Regions from separate parts of the Homo sapiens genome. Here regions 2 and 3 are each linked to region 1. A link is a loop called in an ENCODE intact Hi-C map of the cell type or tissue named here. Cell type or tissue: heart left ventricle. All regions are shown on one strand. Each heading gives the region's core, and the rest is flanking DNA. Links, peaks and the distances in the headings are about the cores only.

Region 1 (8,448 bases), core at 185-8,184:
CTTAACTTCAATCCAGTTATAACTAAGTAAGAAGTTGGCTCAGAAGAAGAGCAAACTCATGCTACCACCTAATACAATTCATTATAATGGAGTAAAATTAAAGCATACTATTAAGATGAACTAAGTTGGGGACCCAGGAATATTAAAACTCTGCCTTGACCATCTCATCCCTCTTCTTCCAAAATCCCCAATGATGATACATTCATATAGTAAGCAAACCAAAGCAGAAAGAAATATTATTATCAGAGGAATGTTTGAACCATATTCTATTTTAAAATTCTAGTAGTTTGGCTGACTATGTAGAAAGCTTCTTTGTTTAAGTATAAGCAGCATCATAAACCAAAGTAGGCCCTAAGGCTGCTGTTTTGGCCACCAATGCCTAAACCCTACTCTCTGAAATTTCCATTCAAGTGGAACACCCACAATGCATGAATCAGTGGAAGAGGGAAAATGATTGTCTCATAAAATCTTATTTGTAACTTTAAGACTGCAACACCTTTAAAATTTGGGTAGAACAAGTGCCCTAGAAATGAAGAAATTCCAGATCGACACTTCTTTTTATAAGGCATGAAGAAAAGGAGACTAAGACAAATAGGATCTTCACTTTCCTCACACCAAAACCAGCAGTGAACAAGAATGGCTCCTAAAGATGGACTAGAAAAGACTTCTACCACTGAGCTTCTATCTGCTAAGTCAGTAAAGTTAACAGGATGATCAATACACCTAAGAAACTGAAAATTCTTATAATGTAGTGAGAACTGCAAAGTCTAATATAGTCTATATTGCTTTGGCTAAGAAATAATTGTTAATATATATTACATATTATGATATACATTATTAATATAATAAACGTGTGTTACTTTTTATCAGATATCTAGTCAGTTTACATAGAAATTGATTTAACTAAACTGTCATCCTCATTGCTTATAAAGACATACACTTATGAAAAAAAGGATAAAATCAATAGTTTTTTATTTTCCTTCATCTAAAAAATGGTCTTTAAAAGGCTACAAATCCATAGATCAGGTAAATAAAAAATACAAAAAAATCCCCTTGTATTTTTTTTTTTTTTTTTTGAGATGGAGTCTCGCTCTGTTGCCCAGGCTAGAGTGCAGTGACACAATCTCGGCTCACTGCCAGCTCCGCCTCCAGGGTTCACGCCATTCTCCTGCCTCAGCCTCCCCAGCGCTGGGACTACAGGTGCCCACCACCACGCCCGGCTAATTTTTTGTATTTTTAGTAGAGACGGGGTTTCACCGTGTTAGCCAGGATGGTCTCGATCTCCTGACCTCGTGATCCGCCCACCTCGGCCTCCCAAAGTGCTGGGATTACAAGCGTGAGCCACCACGCCCGGGATTCCCACTGTATTTCTTAAAGAAAAAAAGAAAATTGCTGTAATTCATCTTCTTTTTATTGATCTTGCTACTTATTCATTATATGGTCCTTAATAGGAAAAATTATTTGCATTTTAGAATTTGTTAGATTTTTTAAGTAATCATTTTGGAGTTTTTAGGGGGATTTTGTTGTTTTTTTTTTAGTTCTGGAAATTCTATAGAACCAAACATTAATATTCATTCCATCTTGGAACAAAATTTGGATGAGAAAAAGCAAGAGAGTTCTAAGTTTCCCCTCACCCTAGGAACCATGTAGAAGAAAGTCTGAACTCGCAGGGACGTTTACAGCAGGAGGCTCTTAAGGGCTGTTTCTAATCCAACCAACAATAAAACAAGTTTAAAGTCCAATGCAAGACTTTAAGTGTGATAGGATGATACAGAATAAAAAAGGATTTAAGTAGAAATAGAAAATGGCAACTGAGCTCCTGAGGCAGTAAAGAAATTTTTCTTTGCAGATGAAAGAGGATGTCTTATATCCTATCACTTTTCAAGTGGTATTCATAAAGCAAAAGCAAAAAACACTCAAAAGAAAAAACAGGAAAATGCCTCCTGTGCAGATGGAAAGACTCTTTTGTAAAAAAATAAAAATAGAAAGCCTTTATTCCTCTCTAAATCAAAGTCAGAAAAGAGAATCCCATAACCATGTAGAGTAGACTATTCAGATTCATACCTTCATCCAAATGAATCAGATACTAAGAAAAAGCAGTCTTGTAACCCTTGTAATTTTGTAAATTGGAAATCTAAAATTCTGTCTCTAAAGTTTGCTGTAACAGAATATTTTAGGTGCTACCATTATACTCTAGTATCTTTACACTCTACACGTGGTTCTACCTACATGTACACCTTTAACCACCTCCATGAGGAAGTGAGGCATCATCTATGCAGGCAAATGGCTATTAGCCCCCTTCATTTCTTTTAGGAACACTTTAAATCAGCCCTTTCCCAGCTAATTACCAAAGCATATAGGTAATCCCTTTATACACTATACAGAATATTTGCACCCCAGTTTCTTGTGAGAAAAATGTAACCCCGAGTTATCTGCAATTTAACCCTTATCAAAAGCCAGAATGCAGGCACGTTGTTTATGGATGTTGGTCTGAGAGCAGGCAGTCCGTCTACTTCTTCATCTATTCTAAATTGGCACTGAACATCAACATCAATCTTCAAGACTGGAGAACGTGCACCACATTGTTCTGGCCCTTTAAATAACTGCTCTAACTGAATTGAGCTTTTTCTCAATATCTTTAAACTATTTAAATAAACAGCTCACTCAGAGATAATCCTGCATCTGTCAGGGACAAGAGAAGTGATGCTTTTCTAATAAACTGATTGGTTTTAATTTATGGATATTCTAAACCTTAGAAATTATTTTATTCCATCTTTGTTTTGCCTGATAAATTTTAAAGCCAAATTTGCTTCTCACTTCTAGCAACTGTACAGAAGCATATAGAGTTGTCCCTCAGTATCCGGGGGGGTCGGGGGAAGAGATTGGTTGCAGGATGGCCCACGGATACCAAAATCTGCAAAGGCTCAAGTCCCTTGTTTAAAAAGGTGTAATGTTTGTATATAACCTATGCACATCCTCCAATATACTTTAAATCATCTATAGGTTACATATATTACTTAATACAATGTAAATGCTATGTAAATAGTGTTATACTGTTTTGGGTTATTTATTAGCAAGATTTTTATTGCTTTTCCTTTTTCCAACTATTTTGAATCCGCAGTTGGTTGAATCCTCGGATGCAGGACCTGGGGATACAAAAGGTTGAATGTACTAATCTGTACTAATCTAAATTCAGGTTTTATTATTTTTCTATTCATTTGTTTCTCTTTGGCCCTATTCCTCTTGTTTTTAGGTATAAGGTGCAATATGCTCCTTAATAGTAGAATTATTATTATTATTGGTATATCCTTCATTAAATGCCATATTGAATAGTAATTAAAGAAGATTTCTGGCAGGGTGCGGTGGTTCACGCCTGTAATCCCAGCACTTTGGGAGGCCGAGGCAGGGGGATCACGAGGTCAAGAGATCGAGACCATCTTGGCCAACATGGTGAAACCCCATCTCTACTAAAAATACAAAAAAATTAGCTAGGCATGGTGGCACATATCTGTTGGCTCAGCTACTTGGGAGACTGAGGCAACAGAATAGCCTGAACCCAGGAGGCAGAGGTTGCAGTGAGCCGAGATCGCGCTTCTGCACTCCAGCCTGGGGACACAGCGAGACTCTGTTGGAAAAAAAAAAGAAGCTTTCTAAAAATATAACTAAACTTCATGGAAATATTCAGAAATAGAACTGATAAATTATCATTGCTCATGTCTACTTTCAACTTTACCCTTTAATTAGCCAAGCACTTAGGTCATGCTGATTATATTACATTGTTTTAATGCCAATGCTCTTGTGCAATTTATATTTCAACACACTGAGAGTAAAGGTTTCTTCTTTAACAGTGCTAAAAATATTGTTTTCCTGGTGACATAATTAATGAGCCACCAGAAAAGCATGTCTATAACCAGGAAGGACATTAAATAAGAACTGACAGAGTCATATGATAAATTGCTATATTTTGACATCTAAAGGATTATTTTCAATTATTTTTCTTGGACAATTAAGCTTATTCAAATTCCATAATGGGTTGTGTCAGTCATCATCATACATAAAACACTTTGATGGTGTACACTAAGTTTTTTCTCCTCATACAAATATCTTAAGACCTGCAATTACACCTCATTAAACCTTGGCACCATAATTTGGAAGTCCCATTCATAATATTTACTCTAAAATTGTACTAAATAAATAACATGTATTATCTCTAAAGCATTCATGAACTTGTCTGCAGCAGAATATTTAAAATTGCATAAATTAGGTAGGGTTTCAACTGTCAGTAGAAGTTGATAAAATAAAATGATGAAAATTTTTTCCTTTTTCTGTCATAGAGAACATGTACTAGATCAATTTATTTCTGTTTTTATTGATGCATAATAGTTACACATATTTTAGGGGTACCTATGATATTTTGATACATACATACAATATGTAATCAGACTAATTGGGATATCCATCACCTCAAACATATGTCTTCACTATATGTTGGTAACATTCTAATTTTTCCAGCTATTTTGAACTATACATTATTGTTATCTATACCATATACTATCAAATGCAGAATCTTATTGCTTCTAATTATATTATACCCTTTAAGCAACCTCTCTTCCTACCTCCACCCCCACCTTCCCAGCCTCTGCTAACCACCATTCTACTCTTTAACTCAATGAGATCCACTTTTTTACCTCCCACAAATGAGATGAGAATGGCAATATTTCTCTTTTTCTGTGCCTGGCTTATTTCACTTAACATAATTAGACCTCCAATTCTATTCATGTTGCAGCATATGACAGAATGTCATTATCCTTCATATTTTTGTATTTCTCTAAAACAAGCAGATAATTAAGAAGCGAGAGGAGGAGGACAAGAAAATAAAGACAGGAAGGAAGGAAAAAAGAGAGAGAAATTCTACTATGTTCCATGTCAGATAAGAAATACTAAATTTTTCTCTTTGTTTTAGCTACCATACAAGCTGGCTAGTCTACCCATTCTAAAATTGCATTCATGTTCAGAAACTGTCTGAATGATGATAGCTTATGGAACTTTAAAAAATGCAGGTTTCTGAGTTCTATGCCTATTCTGTTACAGCAGGACTGTAAAGGGACCTGAGAATCTGTATTTTGAAGTTTTCAAGGTCAGTAAACACATGAAAAGGTGCTCAATATCATTAACTATCAGGGAATACTAACTTGAAAAAATGCAAAACCATTATATATCCACCAGGTTGTTTCAAAGAAGAAAAAAAAAGATAGAAACCAGAACTCATATACATAGTTGTTACAAACAAAAATTGGAACAACCAGTTCAGAAAACTGTTTGGTACGATCTTCTTCTGAACACTGAAAATGACAATTCCCATGACACAGCAATTTTACTCTTAGGTATGTAACCACAGAAATGTGAGCCAATGTTTTCCAGAAGACATAAACAAGTATAATAATAACAGCACTATATGTAATAGCCAAAAACTAGAAACAACTGAAATGCCTACCAAGAACAGAATAGGGAGATAAGTTTTAGTAGTACATAGAACTATGTTCATTAAAAATGTATATGGCAATGAATAAATTGAATAAACTACAGCTAAAAGCAAGAACATAGATGAATCTCACAAACATAATGTTGAGTGAAATAAGCCAGATGTTGAAAAACTACATATAGTATGATTCCATTCATATCATGTTCAATAATATTTGTAGAAAATATAACTTAGAGGAAATTACTATTTATAATTTATAAATGTATAATTTTTTATAATTTTAAATTTATATTTATTTTGTAATTTATATTTATTTTTATTTAATTTTTAATTTAATGCATAGATTTATAAATTATAAATTTATAAATTAACTATTTATATTTACACACAAAGATTTCTTACCAATCCAGTAAGGAAAAAACCTAAAATGTCCTAATATAAGTATGTGATTATGCAACACACAAAAAAGATATACAAATGAATAATATACCCATAAAAATGTATTCAACATCCATCAAAGAAATGTGACTAAATATCTGAGAGATCACATTTCGCCCATCAGGTTTGGAAGGATTTAGATATTTTACAAATCCTAGAATTGTTTAGGGTAAACAGGTACTATCCTGTAAAGTTGGTAGATGTCTACATTAGTATATGTCTGTAGGACAGTTTAAGAATATAAAGCGCATGCATAATGTTAATCCACTAAAGGCAAATATTTAGATTACTATTCTGCCACAGTATCTCAAACAGTGACCAATGCATGGTAGAGGCTAATATCTGCTGAATGAATGAATGAACTAAGAATAGGACAAGATGAAAAACTTACATTTGAACAAAAATTTTTCTACCACAGTCTTTATAGTAGAAAAAGGAAACAACATATATGTCTATCATTAGAATCCTTCTTCAGTACAATGAAAAATTAATCAAATATTAGATGCAATGATGTTCCCCTATTCATTAATACAGAAAGAGACCAGGGGAATGGAACCAAAACCAGGGGAATGGAACCAATAATGACATATTGAGTTAAAGGGAAGTTAAAGTATCATATATAACATTATTTTATGTAGAATTATTTGTAAATACTTATTTGTATATGCTTACAGAGAGATGTGTTTGGAAGGATAGTCACCAAAATATTAGCAGTGGTGCTTTCTGAATTATGCAACTTAGTGACATTTATATTTTCTCCTTTGCGTGTTATCTTATTTGAATGGCTTAATGACAGGCATGCATAATTTTAAAGTAATTTTTAAAAATTAAAACCAAATTATATTAAAATATACACTTATAATCACCTTTTAAAGCGTCTCCTATTTGCCATTGAGTTTTAACACTGACAAAAAGTCACTGGGTGTAGAAATTTAAACAGCCCTAATAAAAACAATGCCTAACATTAACATCCATCTATTTTATTTTAGAGCTTAATTTACCATCTGTTACATTCAAACTTCCCATCTCTTTACAATTCAATGTATGTTGTGGTAACTAGAAATCCAAATGTGTATCCAAAATAGACCATAAATGAAATATCCAAACATAAATTACATTTACTCAAACTGAATGCAAATGCCCACAGAACTTTTCTTGGATTAGCATCTGTTTCCTGCTTTGTTTTCATCTGCAAATATGAAAACTAAGTACTCCCTACTTCAAAATGGGCAAGAAGCCATTTTTATTTGCCTCAGGATAGTAAAGCGAGTTGCTAAAGAAATATTTGCTGCCCCAGCCTATGCACAATACTTCTAAATGGTGTTCCTGAGACACTAAAATGGATATTGATAAAATAAGGAGATTTTTATTGCACAGTGTCAGGTGTCTTATCAATGACTTATTTAACAAATATTGGGTGTCAAATATGTCCTCAGCATTGCATTAAATGCTATGAAAGGCAAAGAAAAAAGCATAAGAAAAAAATTTGTTCTTGAGATGTTCTCAATTATTTAGGAGTGATGAAACTCTTAGATAAGAAAAGGATTGAAACAATTTTAGACAGCCTATTATCAGGTGATAGACAAAGTGTGTGTGTGTGTGCTTGTGTGTGTCTGTGTGTGTGTCACTGAGAAAGTGGATTAATATTTCTTGAAACTTAAGGTCTAGAGATGCAAAAGCAAAAATAAAAAGATGTAAGGATGACTATTTAATAATGTACAGCTGACACAGATCAAAGCAAGTACAACTTTATTGATAAGTCCCACACCCCATACACTAAATTGAGTTTGTACTGAACACAAGAACAAAATCCATCACTCAGTATTCCCAAATGAATATTCAAGTTTTCACCAACAGTATACTATAAAACTATGCATTATTTTTAGAAGCTTACTACCTGAATTTATGTAAAAGAATAAAAGGCTTAGGAAGAACGTAATGTTGTAACAAAGTTATCGTGTACAATGTAAACATTTACATCCCACTGTGCTCTCTTTAGAGGGACCTTAGGATGCCTGGTTGACTAAGGCATTGAGAAATTGACAAATTTCTTAGTGAGAAAAGTATTGCATGCATTGGAAAGCTGTGTAGTTGCTGTTCTATGAGCGCGGGCATGATGTTAGGAGATGCTGCCATTGTAACCAGCATTCTGATTGTAATGAGAATAGTGGCATCTCAGAATGGTACAAGCTCCATGTCAGTACGCAACTCCAGAGGCAAAGGACGCAGAATTGACATAATAGGAAATAAAATCACAGTGAGAATCAAAAGGTTTTGACCTATGGTCTTGGACTTTTGGTTATGGAAAGTTGTTCACATTATCCCTAGAAAGAAAACTGGTAGGAATATGACTAAACTATTATTTGATCCAGGTAACCTGAGGAGCTCCATTTCAAGTGTGTACTATAATGGAGACTCACAGCCTGTAGCTCAGTTACCCATTTTAGCAGAATCCCCTTAAGGAAAGTGCCTGCGATGCTGCCCAAGAACACTGTAAATATCCAGGCTTGCACAGAAGAGACCTACGG
Region 2 (8,448 bases), core at 223-8,222, 140 kb after region 1:
CAGCTTCCCTTGGGGAGGGGAGAAAATTTTCCAACCCCTTGTGCTTTCCAGGTAAAGCAACACCCCACCCTGCTTCGGCTTGCCCCCCATGGGCTGCACCCACTGTCCAATCAGTCCCAATAAGATGAACTGGGTACCTCAGTTGGAAACGCAGAAATCACCTGCCTTCTGTGTTGATCTCACTAGGAGCTGCAGACCAGAGGTGTTGCTATTCAGCCATCTTGCCAGCAATCGGCTTTTGTTTTTTTTGTTTTTTTTTGTTTTTTTGTCGCCCAGAGTGGAGTGCAATGGCATGATCTTGGCTTACTGCAACCTCTGCCTCCCGGGTTCACATGATTCTCCTGCCTCAGCCTCCCAAGTAGCTGGAATTACAAGTGCACACCATCACACCCGGCTAATTTTTTGTATTTTTAGTAGAGGGGGTTTCACTATGTTGACCAGACTGGTCTCGAACTTCTGACCTCGTGTTCTGCCTGCCTTGGCCTCCCAAAGTGCTGGGATTACACGCATGAGCCACCACACCCGGCCATGATTGACCTACTTCTAGGCAATGATGTAAAGAGAAGTCCACTGAAGACTTAGGGTTGGGGTATTTTTCCTTCCACATAAGAAAGAAACATAGAAGAAAATGTTCTATTTTTGCCCCTTCTCTCTTCCTTCCTGCTTGATATGATTCTGTGTTAGAATGTAGTATCTGGAGCTATGGCAGCTATCCTGAGATGATGAGATGAAAAATCTGAGGACAAAATGTCAACACATTGAGAATGCAGTGAGAATAAATGGAAATAACCTAATTTCTTGATGGTGATGTTGGGTGCTTGAAGTATACAGAGAACATCTAACATCAGGCTACTTGTTAAACAAACAAGAAATGTCCTCATGTTTTAGTCACTATTAGAGTATTCTCTTATTTGAAACTGAATCTAAGTAATAGAAGCACAATTATCCTCTAGGTAAGAGTAAATTTCTCCCAGATTTTGAATTTTTTTCTGTGAGTCTTTGTTCTCAATATTGCTGTAGGGTTTCATCTTTTTTCCTTTATCTTCTCAAAGTTTTTAGTAAAAATTTAGAAAAGTCTACTACACTAGGAGCAACTAGAAAAATTCTAGTTTAAATTAAAATTTTATATTCAGATTTTAATGACTTCACTCTCAAAGAGATTTTAAAGTCTCTGGAGTGGGTTTCCCCCTCCCGCCCTCCTCTATTTCCCTTCCTTCTCTATATATGATGACTCAAATAATCATATTGTCTTTCATGTGGCTAGTGTCTTACAAAAAGATGTAATATGCATTAACACATTTAATCTTCAGATCAACTCAACAAATATTTATTGTATAATTAATAATCTCAAGTCCCTGTGCTAAATACTCTGAAGAATAAAAAGATGAGGTAGAGTTCCTGCACCCATGCAGCCTACAAGCTGGTTGAGCTGGCAATACATATCCACCTATCTCCAATATAACTGTGATTTGTGTAATTTGAAATATAAGCAATACATTTTCAAAGCAAGAAGAAGGAATTAATTTTCCAAAGGAGAAAATCATTGAGTTCATAGCACAAAAGGACATATCATCCAGACATTAGCTACTTCCTTGTCCTCTTTAAGCTACCACCGAAAGAGTCTATTCAATACAACGTAGTGAACAATGTAACACAGAAGAGATGATTAGATAGCATACACCTGAGTCCAGGTTCTATTAGAACTGACTAGACAATTTAGCATAAGTTAAAATGACCTCTATAAATGTCTCTTTGCTCGTCTAACAAGGAAATAACATCTACATTTCAGGGTTTATTGCAAGTTTCAAATGAAGAAACATATAATGCTCTCAGTACAAAGTTTGTCTTATGATGGAATTTTAAAGTTATTTTTCTGTTGCTGTTATCATTATCACTAGTAATACCAAAATGAGAATGAGTTTCTTTATGGCCAAGAGCAGCACACATGCCAAAAATGGGTTCAAATGTGAGATTAAAGGAAACAGATGAGGGATTAAAGTGTAAAAAAAATAATAAACCAAAAAAAAAGTTTAAAACTGAAAGAACACATTTTACCTTGTTCTCATTTCCATCTAAGTTTGTCACACTTATATATTGCTTACATTGCTTGGCAAGAAGTTATTTATCCAACCAATAAGTTACAGCCTATAGTACCACCAACATACGTGATTATAGAACCTCCCTTCTGTTCTAGCTTATTACTCTTGTGCCTGCTATATTTTAGGAAACTGGAAGTTTGAACCTTTTATCTGTGTTCTAATAAGATTTATTATTACATAGCTCTGGTAAGGCCAACAGATCAGGGGACAATTGCCATTGAAAAGATAGTTTGTGATCCATAGTGTTCAAGAGGAGAAGGCACATCACACCATGCAGGGACCTAGCATGGGGCTAGTCAAAAAGCAGAGGAGGAGGGGGAAACTGTAGACAAGATCCTTTATCATAGTTTCTACAGGAAGGAATGGGCAAGGCAGGATAAGCAAGCTTCATTTTGTCTAATTTGAACAATTTCAGCAGACTCCAGGACAGAGGGGCCAATCCTAGTTGTCATGTAGCTGGCCCTGGGGTGATAGGGTAGGTGGATAGTGACCTGGAGTGTGAGAGCTCAGTAAAGTAGGTGATTGAGGTTGTGGACTCTGAATTAATTGGTTGGTATTTGAAAAGCATGCTGAAGAAGGCAAGTGATTTATTCTCTCTAGGAATTGGCTAACCCTGGGAGAAGCACTCCCTTTAGGGCCAGCAAGGCCGCAGATGTCAAAGTTGAAAAGTACAGAAAATAAAAGGCATAGTTAAAACAGTAGGTGAAGTAAAAACAAATACAGATTTAGTATGGGTCATTAGAGACCTTCCCAATTTTTAAGCATAAAGTGCTTGAGATCTGGCCCATAAAACACTCTAGTCAGGACTTTTGGATGCTTATTTTCTAGTTCTCTTTTATGTTTCAGATGGTAGAAGCTGCTGATTAAGTAAAGTACTTTGATATAGTGTGTCACAGAAAATACCTTTATTTCCATTCAGAGGACTAGTCCAAATATACTGACCTAAATATTCAACACTCAATTGCTGCAAATAAGCTTCCTAAGTCTACATACTTAAGACATCCCCATACCTCATAAGAATATTTTTGTTTTAATTAATTTTGAGCTGCTTAAGTCACTGAAATCTCTTAACTAAAATTCATGCAGAAGACCATCCAGTGCCTGCAGCTTTTAAACATTTTCTTTCATCACTTATCTAGGGATGAAAAAGCTCTTCATCACATCCACAGATGACATGGCCACCAGAGGTGGAAAAGAAGGGTGAGTCATTCACCCTTAGAAGATAAATTAGATTTCCAAATGACCCTGGCAGCAGAAGGAGGCAGAAATAAAAATAATGACTTTCAACCAGCACAAAAGTGCATTTTGAAATGAGAAACAAAGTGCAAAAACTCCAGATGAGAAACAGCTGACATTATGCAGCTACAAAAAGAGAGTTACAGATAGAGCTGACCTCAAGCTAAACAGGTGTCAAGAATGGTTCTGTCATTGGTGAAAAAAAAAAAAAAATGTGTTCTCAGGATGCATAAATAAAAGAAGCAGTAACATGAAGAATTCATGCAGCATTTCTGGACTATGTAGCTAAACTAATTCAAGGGAGATGTGTGGAATTTGGAGTGGATTCAAAGGAGAGCAACTATGATTTTGGAAAAGTTTTTTAAAAAAAGAACTGTTTAAACTTGGTAAAAGAAAGTTAATTAGGATTCTCAGGTGTCAGTTCATGTATTCCCAGAAGAGGTAGTTGCCTACATGGAGGGAAGGTGCTCTTGCCTAAAAATATTTCTGCCCAGTTGCCACAGCTCTGAAATTCTAACATTAAGATGTTATTCATTTAATAACAAAAGAGGTAATCTAGATTGAAGCTATACTGTCTGCATGAATATACTAGTCACTAACTTGAAAGTAGCCTCTGATTCAATTCCTCTAATGATGGAGCATTTCCTTTCTCATGATAATGGTAATCAGATGATGATGAAGATGATCCTTTATCATTCACTGACAACCTGCTGTGGGCTACACATTTTGCTAAATGTTTTAAAAGCATGGTAACATTCTCGGTGGGGCGTGGTGGCTCCCGCCTGTGATCCCAGCACTTTGGGAGGCCGAGGTGGTTGGATCACGAGGTCAGGAGATCGAGAGCATCCTGGCTACCACGGTGAAACCCTGTCTCTACTAAAAATACAAAAAATTAGCCAGGCGTGGTGGCACGTGCCTGTAGTCCCAGCTACTTGGGAGGCTGAGGCAGGAGAATCACTTGAACCAGGGAGGCAGAGCTTGCAGTGAGTCGAGCTCGCACCTCTGCACTCCAGCCTTGGCAACAGAGCGAGATTCTGTCTCAAACAAACAAACAAACAAAAAAGGATAGTAACATTCAACCCTATTTTTCAATGGGGAAATGGCAGCCTAGAATGGTTTTAGTACTTACCTAATATTGCACAAGTGGTGGAATGGATAATCGAATGTGTGCAGTAAGATTTTGGAGTCACTGCTGTTGACTACTACACTATGCTGCTTCCCATTCAATTGATAAGGAAACCAAGGCTCAGAAAAATTAAGCCACATTCCAAGGTTACATGCTGATAAAGCCCAGAGCTTGGCTCTGTACACAGGTCTGCCTGACTCCAGAGCCTCAGCATGTTCACCATCAAGCCACAGTCCTTTCTTGCTGACATTGAGGAACAATCTTATACATGCGCCATGCTCTCCTTCAAGCTTATTCTGTATAGAATTATTACAAATTGAAGAACATGGGAGGCTCTTAATAAATTTCCTTGAATAAAATAATTGAATTTATGTAACAGCAAGCTGCATTATGAAAAAAAGTGAAAGCTATAAAAATTAAGTTTCATGAACAGAAACAAATCTAAAAAAAAAATACTCTCTTTTGCCACAATTTGTTTCCCAGAAAAGATAACAGTATCCAAGTCCTTTATAGCTATTTGTGTAACCTTGAAAGGGTTTCCTCTAAATCTGGTCACTGCATCATGGCCAACTCATTTAATATTTGGTTTTTGTTATGACAAGGAGATGGCAGGAATTCAAAGTCCTGTCCACTAGGAAATGGATAGAGATAGCCAAGTCACTGCTATCAACAGTCAATTTCACTCACTGTTAAACTGGATTCTGACCAAGGCTTAAGTAAAAAAGACCTTGAAAACTTAGCCATTCGATTCAGCTTTGAGCCTGACTTTAAATATTCTCCACCAAGATTACCATGTTTAAACATTTGGTAAAACCCTCCCTTCAATAAGAAGTGTGAATCAGGGAGCGCTCAAGGAGTCCTAAAGGAAGACGAAGTGGACTGTGAAATTCTCAAATATAATTATAAACTTAATAGTGTGTATATTCAATTCTGATTGGTGTATAATCACTTAACTAATAGAAAGAAACTAATTTGCCATTACAGCTGTTTTGAAATTACATTTAAAGGCAAAATCACAGTGCACTGGGAATTGCAGCCACAGAGCCACTGACTAGTTTTGCTTTGGAAAAAAAAAAAAAAAAAAGACTATTTCTCTCTCATTTCTCCATTAATACTTGCTAGTTGCTACAAACAGAAACTAAAAATAGAATTAGCATCGAAGTCCTGCAACAGCAATGACTAAATCAATGGATTGGCATGTTACCACAAGCTTGTTTCAGAGATCAGGGGCTGAGGTAGCACTTACTAAGCTTTGATGAAAACTGGTTTGTGGAATTACTTTTCACTAGGACCTAAATGCTGAAAATCACTTAAAACAGGTTCAAAGAATTGGGAATACTGACAAAATCCTTCTTATTCATGTTTATGTTTGACAAAAACAGCAGACCTATTCATGAGTCGTCACACCTCTTGAAAGCAAAACATCAGCTTATAACTTTGACAAATTAAGAGATTGTGACAAGTGAGATCAACACAGTATCTGACATTCAGTATTTAGAGTAGATTAATTCATGTATATTTAAATTATCAGTAATGATTCCTATATATATGTATAAGGTAACATCTTTATGTAAATCCTAATTATAAAACAGGATTACTCAACTTTAGCACTATGAAAATTTTTAGTCAAATAATTCTTTTTTGTTGGGGGCTGTCCTGCACATTGTAGGATCTTAGCAGGATCCCTGTCCTCTACCCACCAGATGCATGTGGTACATACATCCCTGCACCACCAGTTGTGCCAACCAACAGTGTCTCCAAACATTGCCAAGTGACTCTTGGGTAGCAAACTAGTCCCTAGTTGAGGACCAATGGTATAAAGTAACATTAGTTGCATATTACGAGTTAAAATGGCAGTACCACCACCATATCGTATATGCGGACAAATTTAAGGAAGAATAATTAATTTTAACTGACTTGTATAGTAGCCACAAAATGGTTTAATTTCTCAGGAGAAAATATCAGCTGTTATTATTAGAACTTCAGAGTCTCAGAATCTATTTATGGACCAAAGCTAACAGCTTTTTTTAAAAAAAAGATTAAAATAATAGAGAATATACTAGTCCAGCAGTTAAGGGACAGCCCAGAACACAGGGGGCAGAGAATGGTGCTCATCTAGTGATATTTGGTTGAAAACAAGCTGACTTGGCCCTGCTGAATCTAAGTCCCCTTACCCCTGCACCCCAAAATTAATCGATGGCTGAAGTCAACATTTTTTATTTTTATCTTAAACAAGAGAAATGTTAATCACATCACTTCTTCATTTCTAAAAACATAATCTATACCCTTAGACCAGGCAAAGTGTATGCAGCTGAATCCAGACTATAAAGCTGGTTTTTCTCTGCTGATTTACAATAGATTTTTACGACCTTGAACTACTTTTTCTTATTTAAGTTCTTCTCGTCTCTTAAAAATTGAGCTAATAGCACAAGCATATACCATTCTCCTTAATAATGATCATATATACTGGTTTTAAGACCTTCTTGATAAGTTCTCTAAGGTATTTTGAGGTGTTCAGTGATAAATGAAGAAATAAACTTTAATATTAAAAAGGATCTTTTATTCCACTGTGCAGACTGCAGAAATGTATAACTAATCATTAAAACATGGCCACCTTTGTTAGACTTAATATTGTTTTAAGCCAGTGCTTTCCAATCAACCAACCAAAGACATGTGGCAGGAAAAAATATACTTGCCCTGGAAGTCAGCAAACCTGGTTATAGGCCTCGTTCTGCCATTGGCTGCCTGGGTGAGCAGTTATCAGCTTTTAGCCTTTACTTTCACATAGGTATAATTAAATGGGCAAAATAAATGGTCTCTAAGTAATATTCAACTCTAAAAGTCCACAATTCTTTGTGTTTATTTTCTTCTTATATATATTTCACACTACACTTTCAGTTAGGGGAGAAGGAAATGACACTTCCTCTCAAATATCTCAGAATCTTTTTTGTTGTGGTTCTTTTTTATTGATACATAATGTTTGTACATATTTACAGGGTACTTGTGATATTTTATTACATGCGAAGACTGTACAATGATCAAGTTAGGATATTTGGGGTGTCCATCAAATCAAGAATTTACCATTTCTAAGTATTGGGAACATATCAAGTCCTTTCTTCTAGCTGTTTTGAAAAATACAATACATCATTGTTAACTATAGTCACCCTGCTCTGCTATCAAATATTAGAACTTAATCCTTCTAACTGTATGTTTTTACCCATTAATAAACCTCTTTTTATCCACCCCGCACTCACACATCCTTCCCAGCCTCTGGTAAATATAATTCCATTCTCTCTCTCCATGACATCAACTTTTTTAGTATCCACATACGAATGAGAACATGCAATATTTGTGCCTGGCTTATTTCACTTAACATAATAATAACCAGTTCCATTTACCAGTGCCATGATTTCTTTCTTTTTATGGCCAAATCACATTCTATTTTGCATATAAACCACATATTTTCTTATCCATTTGTCCCCTGATAGGTACTTAAGTTGATTCCATATCTTTACCATTGTAATCAAACAGCAAAGATTACAATAAAGAGAAGAGTGCAGGTATCATTTTGATACACTGATCTTTTCCTTTGGATGAAGAACCAGTAGTGGAATTGCTGGATCTTATGGTAGTTCTATTGTTAGTTTTTTGATAAAAAAATTTTTAGTTTTTTGATCGCCATGCTGTTTTCCATAGAGGCCATATTAATTTACATTCCCAGCAACGGTGTATGAGTTCTCTTTTCTCTGCATCCTTGCCAGCATCTGTTATGTATTGTCTTTTTATTAATAGCCATTCTAACTGGGATAATATCTCATTGTGGTTTTGATTTGCCTTTCCCAGATGATTAGTGATGTTGAGAATTGTTTCAATACCTGTTGGGCATTTAAATTTTCTTTTAATAAATGTCTATTCACATTTTTGCCCACTTTTTAATGAGACTATGTGGTTGGGGTTGTGGAATTGTTTGAGTTTCTTACACGTTTT
Region 3 (8,448 bases), core at 223-8,222, 240 kb before region 1:
ATAGTTGGTACAGATATATTATGCATTGCACCCTACTCACCTTCACCCACAGCCCTGGCAAGAATTGATGCAGGTAGGGCCATCTTAGTGGGGCATATGGAAGACTGTTAATTTGCTCCACTACTGACAATTGGTGCTGTTATTCCCCCCAAAACTAACCACCCTTTGGCCAAACTTAAGGAAAATGAAGTTCTCTATAAGACTATTTCTCTATTCTGTAGCCCTATCTGGCATGTGCACAAGGCTTTGGGTGCCTAGAAACTCACCTTTGAGTACTGGAGGCTCAATGTTGTCCTACCACTCTTGGAATTGGTGGAACCAGATGTTGTGACAGTCACAGAAGCTATTGCTCAAGCTAAGTGAACTTGGTGTGTAGCAATTAATATTACAAATGGTTTTTTCAGCATCTCCTTCAAATCAGATTATCAGGATCAATTTGCCTTTATGTGGAATGGATTCCAATATACTGTAATGTTTCCTTAATGCTACCTAAATTATCTGGCTATCTGTCATCAACAGATAGGTCATAACCCTGAAAAATGTCACTCCTAGACAAAATACTAGCCTTCCACTATATTAATGACATCCCCTGGTGGGCATAGACAAGGCCATCACCCAACAAAAACTGGATGCCTTCTTGACCCACAAGTGACAACATGGCCAGTCCATTACTAAAAAGTATAAGGATCTAGCAACTAAGTAAAATTCCTGGGCATAATCCAGGAAGGTGCACAATTCTAGAGCAGACAATTATGAAGCATTTGACTCTCTCTACATGAAAAAATAGAAAGAAAGAGGACCCCTAACCCACAAGATTCCCTTAGAAGGATCTTCCAACGGGCCACTCAAGTTACTCCCCTAACCCATCCAGGCCCCACCAATTCATATTTGCTGTTTGAGTTACAGGTTTTATCAACCTTCCAGTTTGACAATTGAAACCTATGGCAGAAGAATACTACCACAGGTTAGAGGTATTTGTTGGGCCTTTGGACTCCTAGGCTCCCCAAGTCAGCTTAAGGGCATGCACGCTTTAAGAGATTATTATTGGCTTGCCATTGTGCCTTGGTGGTTACTGAGTGTATGGCCCATGGTCATGAAGTAATCTTGTAACTAGAGATCCCAGTCACACCTTGGGCCTGAACATAGCCCTCAAATTGTCAAGTGGAGAAAGCTAAGAAATTATCTCTAGTGAAATAGAATTGGTACATAGAGAAGTGGGTAAAATCTGGCCAGGATGTGCTTTAACACCATAAAAAAAGCTTGCAACACCATAAAAAAAAGCTTCAGGAGTGCTCCTCTACCCCTAGGCATATGCTCAAAGAGCCACTGCCTCCACTGTCCCAGAGGAAACACAGATATAGAAACCTCCTGGACCACTGATAGGCCTTGTTCACTGAGAGCTCTTCCCAGTTAACTTATACCAGGATGGAAAAGGGTATAGCTGCCATCTGATCTGAGAGAGGCCTGTCCCTCACTGAGCGCAGTAAAGGATGCTCAGCACAATGAATAGCACTTCATGTAGTGTGGATGGCTATCCAGGCCACCCCAGCTGATGAGATATGCTACATTTTCACTGACTCACAGGCTGTGACCAATGTCTTGGCCATTTGGTTAGGCCACTGGCAGGTCTGAGTGCCATATAAACAAGCTTCCCTGTAGGGGTGAGACATTTAGAAAAAAAAATGCTCCATTCCTAATAAGGTTTTCTTATCAAGGTTGATGATCACCAGAAAGGCTCTCAGACTGACAAAGGGGAATATAATCAATGAGCAGACCATGTTTGTCAGCTAAACTCAGAGACTGAATTGTGCCCTAATCCAGAACAAGCAGATGTTCAACCTATTGCCTTCTGGATCCATGAGAAATTTGGATACCATCCTAGACTGGCCTACATGCATAGACTGCCTCTGTGGTCTGAACATGCCAACATAGCATGGAAAAGGTTTTCCTCCAGCCAGACCATGGCCAAAGCTAAAAATGCTGCCTGGGAAAAAATCTCTCCAGCCAATGACCAAGGAGTTTCCAATGAATAGATCACATTGGGCCCCTCATCCAATCAAGAAGATTCCACTAGATCCTGACTGTAGCTGATACTTTCTCTGAATTTACTCAGGCATCCTTGTGCATCCCACTGACTCAGGCCACACTATCCAGATCACTGAAGACCATATGTGTCTTGTTCAGGTTTTCCGAGTAGATTTTATTTGATAATGGCTTTAAATTGTGGCCCAAGTTCCATATCAACAGGCCCAGTCACAGGACATACAATGAATTCTTTATATTCCATATCACTTCCAAGCTGCAATAATGATTGAGCATTTTCATGGATAATTAAAATACAGACTTAAGTGGCTGATAGCACAAGTAAAGATAATCCCCGCCTGGACGTCGGAGGAAAGCAGTCTGGGGTCTCAATGCTGCATTTCTCTGAAAGGGTACTTTTAATTCATGCTCTATGTGTTACTGTCTGACCTCTTCCTTCAATTGTACACCCCTTTTCAATAATTATTGACAGCTGGGTCTCTGGAGGGGACCCTGCAAGGGCCTTCTTTCCCCTTCACTCTCTTTCTTAAAACTCAAATACTTGAAAGATTAGAATGGCTATTAAACAATGAGGAGTGGGAGACGGTAACCTCCTCTATTTACCACCTGGGTGCACAAGTTGGATTTTTTGCCTACAAGGACTTCAAAAATAATGAACATCAATTTGAGTTCTCTAGTTCAATATTTTCCTTAAGGGGGCCCACGTGCTTTTTCCCATGTAGCCCCATGGGATCAGTATCAGAATACAAAATGTTACTGAACCACAAAAAGATAGGACAGAAGACTTTCATGTATCATCCTAGGAGATGGATTAAGAGTTCTATCCTTGCTCACGGTACAGGAAAGACTGCCCACGTTGCATTCAATAGGGAAAGGTCTCCTTAACTGACACCAGGTGAACACCTTCTAACCTAATAGCCTGTGCAGGACAGGAAGGGTAGAGGCATCTAACCTCTTCTCTCTCTCCTGCAGAAGAGCCTGTGATTCTTGCTTTGCCAAATTTGTTGCTTTCTCTTTCACCATCTCCCAGAGGGTTAGATTGCCAGGAAGAGCAGGATGTCAGCATTTCTGGTTTTACCACAAGCTCCCCGTTGTGGAGGTTAAGTTCTGGATGAGTGTGAATAAAAGGAGCAAATTGTGATAAAAGGCAATTGGGAGGAAATTGTTAGGTTCATCTGAGATATAGGTTAAACTGCAAGTCAGCTGGTTTACTGGAGAGAATCGGGAAAAGACACAGCTGAGAATATCCACCTTGGGGTCAAAACAAATCTCAAAAACTGACTGCAAAGGTAATTATCCCTTCAAAAGAGACCAAATTTGATTGGATTTATCTGTAACGTAATTTATGGAACTAGACATTGTTAAAAACAGTAGAGCATCAGCCAACAATAAGTGGAGTTTAACAGCTGGGCATTGTCTGGAAAACAGTCAAAAAGACACTTGCCAAAAAAACACTGTCACCTTTGAGTGACTGTGGACATACCCAAGGCTGTACACCCTGAGAAGCACATCAGAGGCTTCATACTGCAGGACAGAAATAGACTTTACAAAAATAATCAAGCCAGTTACTAAACAGGTAAACAAGAAAACAGCAAGTATAAGATGAGGGGCAAGGAGAAGTATAGTACCAGTACCGAGAGCTGCTTTAAAAAAATCCAGTTTCCATGAGAATGGTCAATGGGTACAAAAATATAGTTACATAGAGTGAATAAGATGTAGTATTTAATAGCATAACATGGTGACTACAGTGAACAATAATTTAATATACCTTTTAAATAACTAAAAACTTAAAATTTGAATGTTTATAACACAAAGAAATGATAAATGCTTGAGGCAATGGATACTCCATTTATCCAGATGTGATTACTCATTGTACATCTGTATCTAAATATGTCATGTACCCTATAAATATATAAATCTACTATGTACCCATAAAAAATAAAATAACCAGTTTCCAGCAAAAATTACAAGACCTGCAGCAAAACAGGAACGTATGACCCAAACGCAAAGGGGGAATAAAAGCTTGCTATATATATTGCCTATTAGAGTGCAGAGATGTTAGATTTAAGAGACATAAAAATTCAAAGAAGCCATTATAAATATGTTGAAAGAACAAACCATAATTAAATAAATTAAGAAAATTATAATAATAATATTGCACCAAATAGTAAATATCCATAAAGAGATGTAAATTATAAAAAAGAACCGAATGGAAATTCTGGAATTAAAAAGTAGAATAATTTAAATGAAAATTCTACTAGAGATTAGAACTGGCAGAAAGAATTAGCAAACTTGAGGATAAATCAATAGAGATTATGCAATCTGAAGAACAGAGGGCAAAAAATAAAGAAAAATGAATGTAACCTCAGAAAAATACAGGACACCAGGAAGCATACCAACATACATGTAATAGGAATACCAAAAAGAGAAGAAACAGAGAAAAGAAAATGTAAAAAAAAATTTTTTAAACAATGAAAACATTCCCAATCTATTGAAAAACATTAATCTATATATTTAGGAAGCCCAACAAATTAGTATATAAAACATTATATACTATACATTATATACTGAGCTTCCTCTAGGAAGCTCAACAAACTCATTTTTACATCATAGGGAAAATACTGGAAGTGAGGGCAAGATGGCTAACTATATGCAGCCAGGTGGAACAGCTCCCATCAAGGGACCAAGATGACTGGCATGCTCCTAACAGATTTTCAGAAAGAAGGCATTGAAAGTGGATGGAGAGATGACGCAGAAGCTGAGCTAAAGGCGGAGAACACTGGGAACCCTACACAAGGCTACAGTGCACCTGGACTGATTCCTGGCCCCAAATGCCTCTGGGAGAACAAATGAGTTGAACTGGCAATGAGCAACCTGCTCTTGCCACAGGCCTCTGGAACCCTGGCAGACCTCCAGTTGGCAGGGAGAGCTGCATAGAGAAGTGGTAGCAGCAGGAAGACAGCTGATATGGAGCCCAGAGGGTTTGGTGCAGAAGCATCTGTAGGAGAGCACAGCCAGGAATGGCCATGCCCCTAGACCTGACTTGCTCCCATAAGAGACTAGCCAAAGGGGAACTGTCAGTCCCGAACACTACAGGCACCCTGGCACCTGCTACCACCTGCCACAGCTGCCACTATTGCTGCTGCCGGCACATGTGAACAAAGACAGATCCCACTGTCACTGCATTACAAAACGTGTTTGCTGACACCACCTATCAGAGAGTAGTAACCCATAATCTGGGAGCATGTCAGCCCCCACAGTGCAGTGGATTTCTAACCTCAAAGAGCCAGAGAACAATGTCAAGGCCCAATACAAGTCCCCTAGAGTTAGGGCATACAGTCCAGGAAGAGTTGGCAGCTGAGTGTGGGCACCCCAAAATCTTCCAGAAATGAAGTCAGTTGTCTGAATCTACCTTATACTACACTCAAACCCCCAAGGTCATCAAATAGGATGAAGGAAGAAACATACAAAGGTCAGCAACCTCAAAAATTGAAGAAAGATAAGCCCACAAAGATGAGAAAGAATGAGCACAAGAACCCTAACAACTCAAAAAGCCAGAATGCCTTTTTTTTTTCTCCAAATGACTACATCACCTCTCCAGCAAGACTTCTGAACTGGGCTGAGATGGCTAAAATTAAACAAATATAATTCAGAATATGAACAGAAACAAAGATCATTGAGCTACAGAACTACATTGAAACCCAATCCAAACAAGTTAAAAATCATGATAAAACAATGGAGGAGGTGACAAACAAAATGGCCAGTATAGAAAGAATGTAACCAAACTGATAGAGCTGAAAGACACACTACAAGAATTTCATAATGCAATTACAAGTATTAATAGCAGAATAGACCAAGTGAAGAAAAGAATCTCAGAGCATCAAGACTGGCTTTCTGAAATAGGAAATTCAAACATGAATAGAGAAAAAAGAATAAAAAGGAATGAAGAAAAACCTCAAGAAATGTGGGATTATATAGAAATAAAATCTATGACTCACTGATGTTCCTGAAAGAGATGGGAGAATGGAACCAACATGGAAAACATTTCAGGATATCATCCGTGAGAACTTCCCCAACCTAGCGAGACAGGCTAACATTCAAATTCAGGAACAGCAGAGAACCCCAGTAAGATATTCCTCAAGAAGCACATTCCCAAGACACATAATCACTAGATTCTTGAAGGTCAAAATAAAATTTAAAAATGTTAAACTCAGCTAGAGAAAGGACAGGTCACCTACAAAGGGAAGACCATCAAACTAACAGCAGACCTCTCAGCATAAACCCTACAAGCCAGAAAAGATTGGAGTCTTATAGTCAATGTTCTTAAAGAAAAGATATTCTGCCCCATAATTTCATATCTGGCCAAACTAAGCTTCATGAGCAAAGGAGAAATAAGATCCTTTCAGACAAGCAAATGCTGAGGGAATTCATTACCACTAGGCTTGCCTTACAAAAAATCCTGAGTGAAGCACTAAATATAACAAGGGAAGACCATTCCCAGCCACTACAAAAACACACTGAAGCACACAGATCAGTGACACAATAAAGCAACCACATAAATAAGTCTGCAAAATAACCAGCCAACATCATGATGACAGGATCAAATTTACACATATTTTATTAGTCCGTTTTCATGCTGCTGATAAAGATATACCCAAGACCGGGCAATTTACAAAAGAAAGGTTTTATTGGACTTACAGTTTCAGGTGGCTGGGGAAGGCTCACAATCATGGTGGAAGGCAAGGAGGAGCAAGTCACGTCTTACATGGATGGCAGCAGGCAAAGAAAGAGCTTGTGCAAGGAAACTTTCCCTTATAGAACCATTAGATCTTGTGAGACTTATTCACTATTACAAGAAGAGCATGGGAAAGACCTGCCCCCATGATTCAATTACCTCCCACCAGGTCTGTCCCACAACATGTTGGAATTCAAGAATGAGATTTGAGTGGAGACACAGCTAAACCATATCACATACCAATACTAACCTTGAATATAAATGGGCTAAATGTCCCAATTCAAAGACACAGAGTGGCAAGCTGGATAACAAACTAAGACCCATTGGAATGCTGTCTTCAAGAGACCCATCTAACATGCAGTGACACACATATAGCTTCAAATAAAAGATGGTGAAAAGCCCACCAAGCAAATGGGAAACAGAAAAAAAAGTAAGGGTTGTAATCCTAGTTTCAGACAAAACAGACTTTAAAACAACAAAGATCAAAAAAGACAAAGAAGGGCAATACAGAAGGGTAAAGAGCTCAATTCAACAAGAAGGTCTAACTGTCCTAAATATATATGCACCCAACACAGGAATACCCAGATTCATAAAGCAAGTTCTTAGAAACCTTCAAAAAGACTTTAACTCCCATACAATAATAGTGGAAGACTTTAACACCCCCCTGATAGTATTAGACAGATCACTGAAACAGAAAATTAACAAAGATATTCAGGACCTGAACTCAGCACTGGATCAAATGGACCTGATAGACATCTACAGAACTCTCCAACCAAAAACAACAGAATATATATATTTTCTTCATCTGCACGTGGCACACACTCTAAAATTTATCATATGATTGGAAGTAAAACACTTCTTAGCAAACGCAAAAGAACTGAAATCATAACAATCTCTCAGACCATAGTACCATCAAATTAGAAATTAAGACTTAAAAATATACTTAAAATCATACAATTAATTGAAAATTCAATAACCTGCTCCTGAATGACTTTTTGGTAAATAAATAAATTAAGGTAAAAACCAAGAAGTTCCTTGAAACTAATGAGAACAAAGATAGAACATACCAGAATCTCTGCGACACAGCTAAGGCAGTGTTAAGAGGCAGTTTTGTAGTACTAAAATGCCCACATCAAAAAGCTAGAAATATCTCAAGTTAACAAGCCAACATCACAACCGAAAGAACTAGAGAACCAAGAGCAAACCAACCCCAAAGCTAGCAGAAGACAAAAAATAACCAAAATCAAAGCTGAACTGAAACAGATTGAGATATGGAAAACCATTAAAAAAATCAGTAAATCCAGAAGTTGTTCTTTTAAGAAACAATTGATAAAATAGCTATCTAGACTAATAAAGAAGAAAAGAGAGAAGATTCAAATAAAAGCAATCAGAAATGACAAGAGGGATATTACCACTGACCTCATATAAATACAAATAACCATCAGGAAATATTATAATCATTTCTATGCACATAAAATAGAAAATCTGGGGGAAAAAAGGATAAATTCCTGGACACATACACCCTCCCAAGACTAAACCAGGAAGAAACTAAATCCCTGAACAGACCAATAATGAGTTCTGAAATTGAGGTGGTAATAAATAGCCTATCAACCAAAAAAAGGCTAGGATCAGACAGATTAATAGCTGAATTCTACCAGATATACAAAGAA

What was found. Peaks named below come from ENCODE experiments on the same cell type or tissue, not always from the same donor. Only the 100,000 strongest peaks of a DNase experiment are listed, where the experiment ranks them.
Region 2: it touches region 1 in a loop (5-fold over the local background); 3 of 110 quality-filtered maps call a loop at or near these places.
Region 3: it touches region 1 in a loop (7-fold over the local background); 3 of 110 quality-filtered maps call a loop at or near these places.

The regions. Positions count from the first base shown.
Region 1 is chr11:96,617,592-96,626,039 of GRCh38, reverse strand. No RefSeq gene overlaps it. Among named protein-coding and RNA genes, the nearest start is that of LINC02737, 110 kb to the right of the region's middle. In heart left ventricle, for the core only: no CTCF peak of the experiment used is centred there; no DNase peak of the experiment used is centred there; H3K27ac peaks cover 2,905 bases.
Region 2 is chr11:96,478,614-96,487,061 of GRCh38, reverse strand. All of the region lies in intron 1 of JRKL-AS1 (JRKL antisense RNA 1), which reads left to right. Among named protein-coding and RNA genes, the nearest start is that of JRKL-AS1, 24 kb to the left of the region's middle. In heart left ventricle, for the core only: no CTCF peak of the experiment used is centred there; no DNase peak of the experiment used is centred there; H3K27ac peaks cover 411 bases.
Region 3 is chr11:96,860,274-96,868,721 of GRCh38, reverse strand. No RefSeq gene overlaps it. Among named protein-coding and RNA genes, the nearest start is that of LINC02737, 360 kb to the right of the region's middle. In heart left ventricle, for the core only: no CTCF peak of the experiment used is centred there; a DNase peak (open chromatin) is centred at 4,961; H3K27ac peaks cover 485 bases.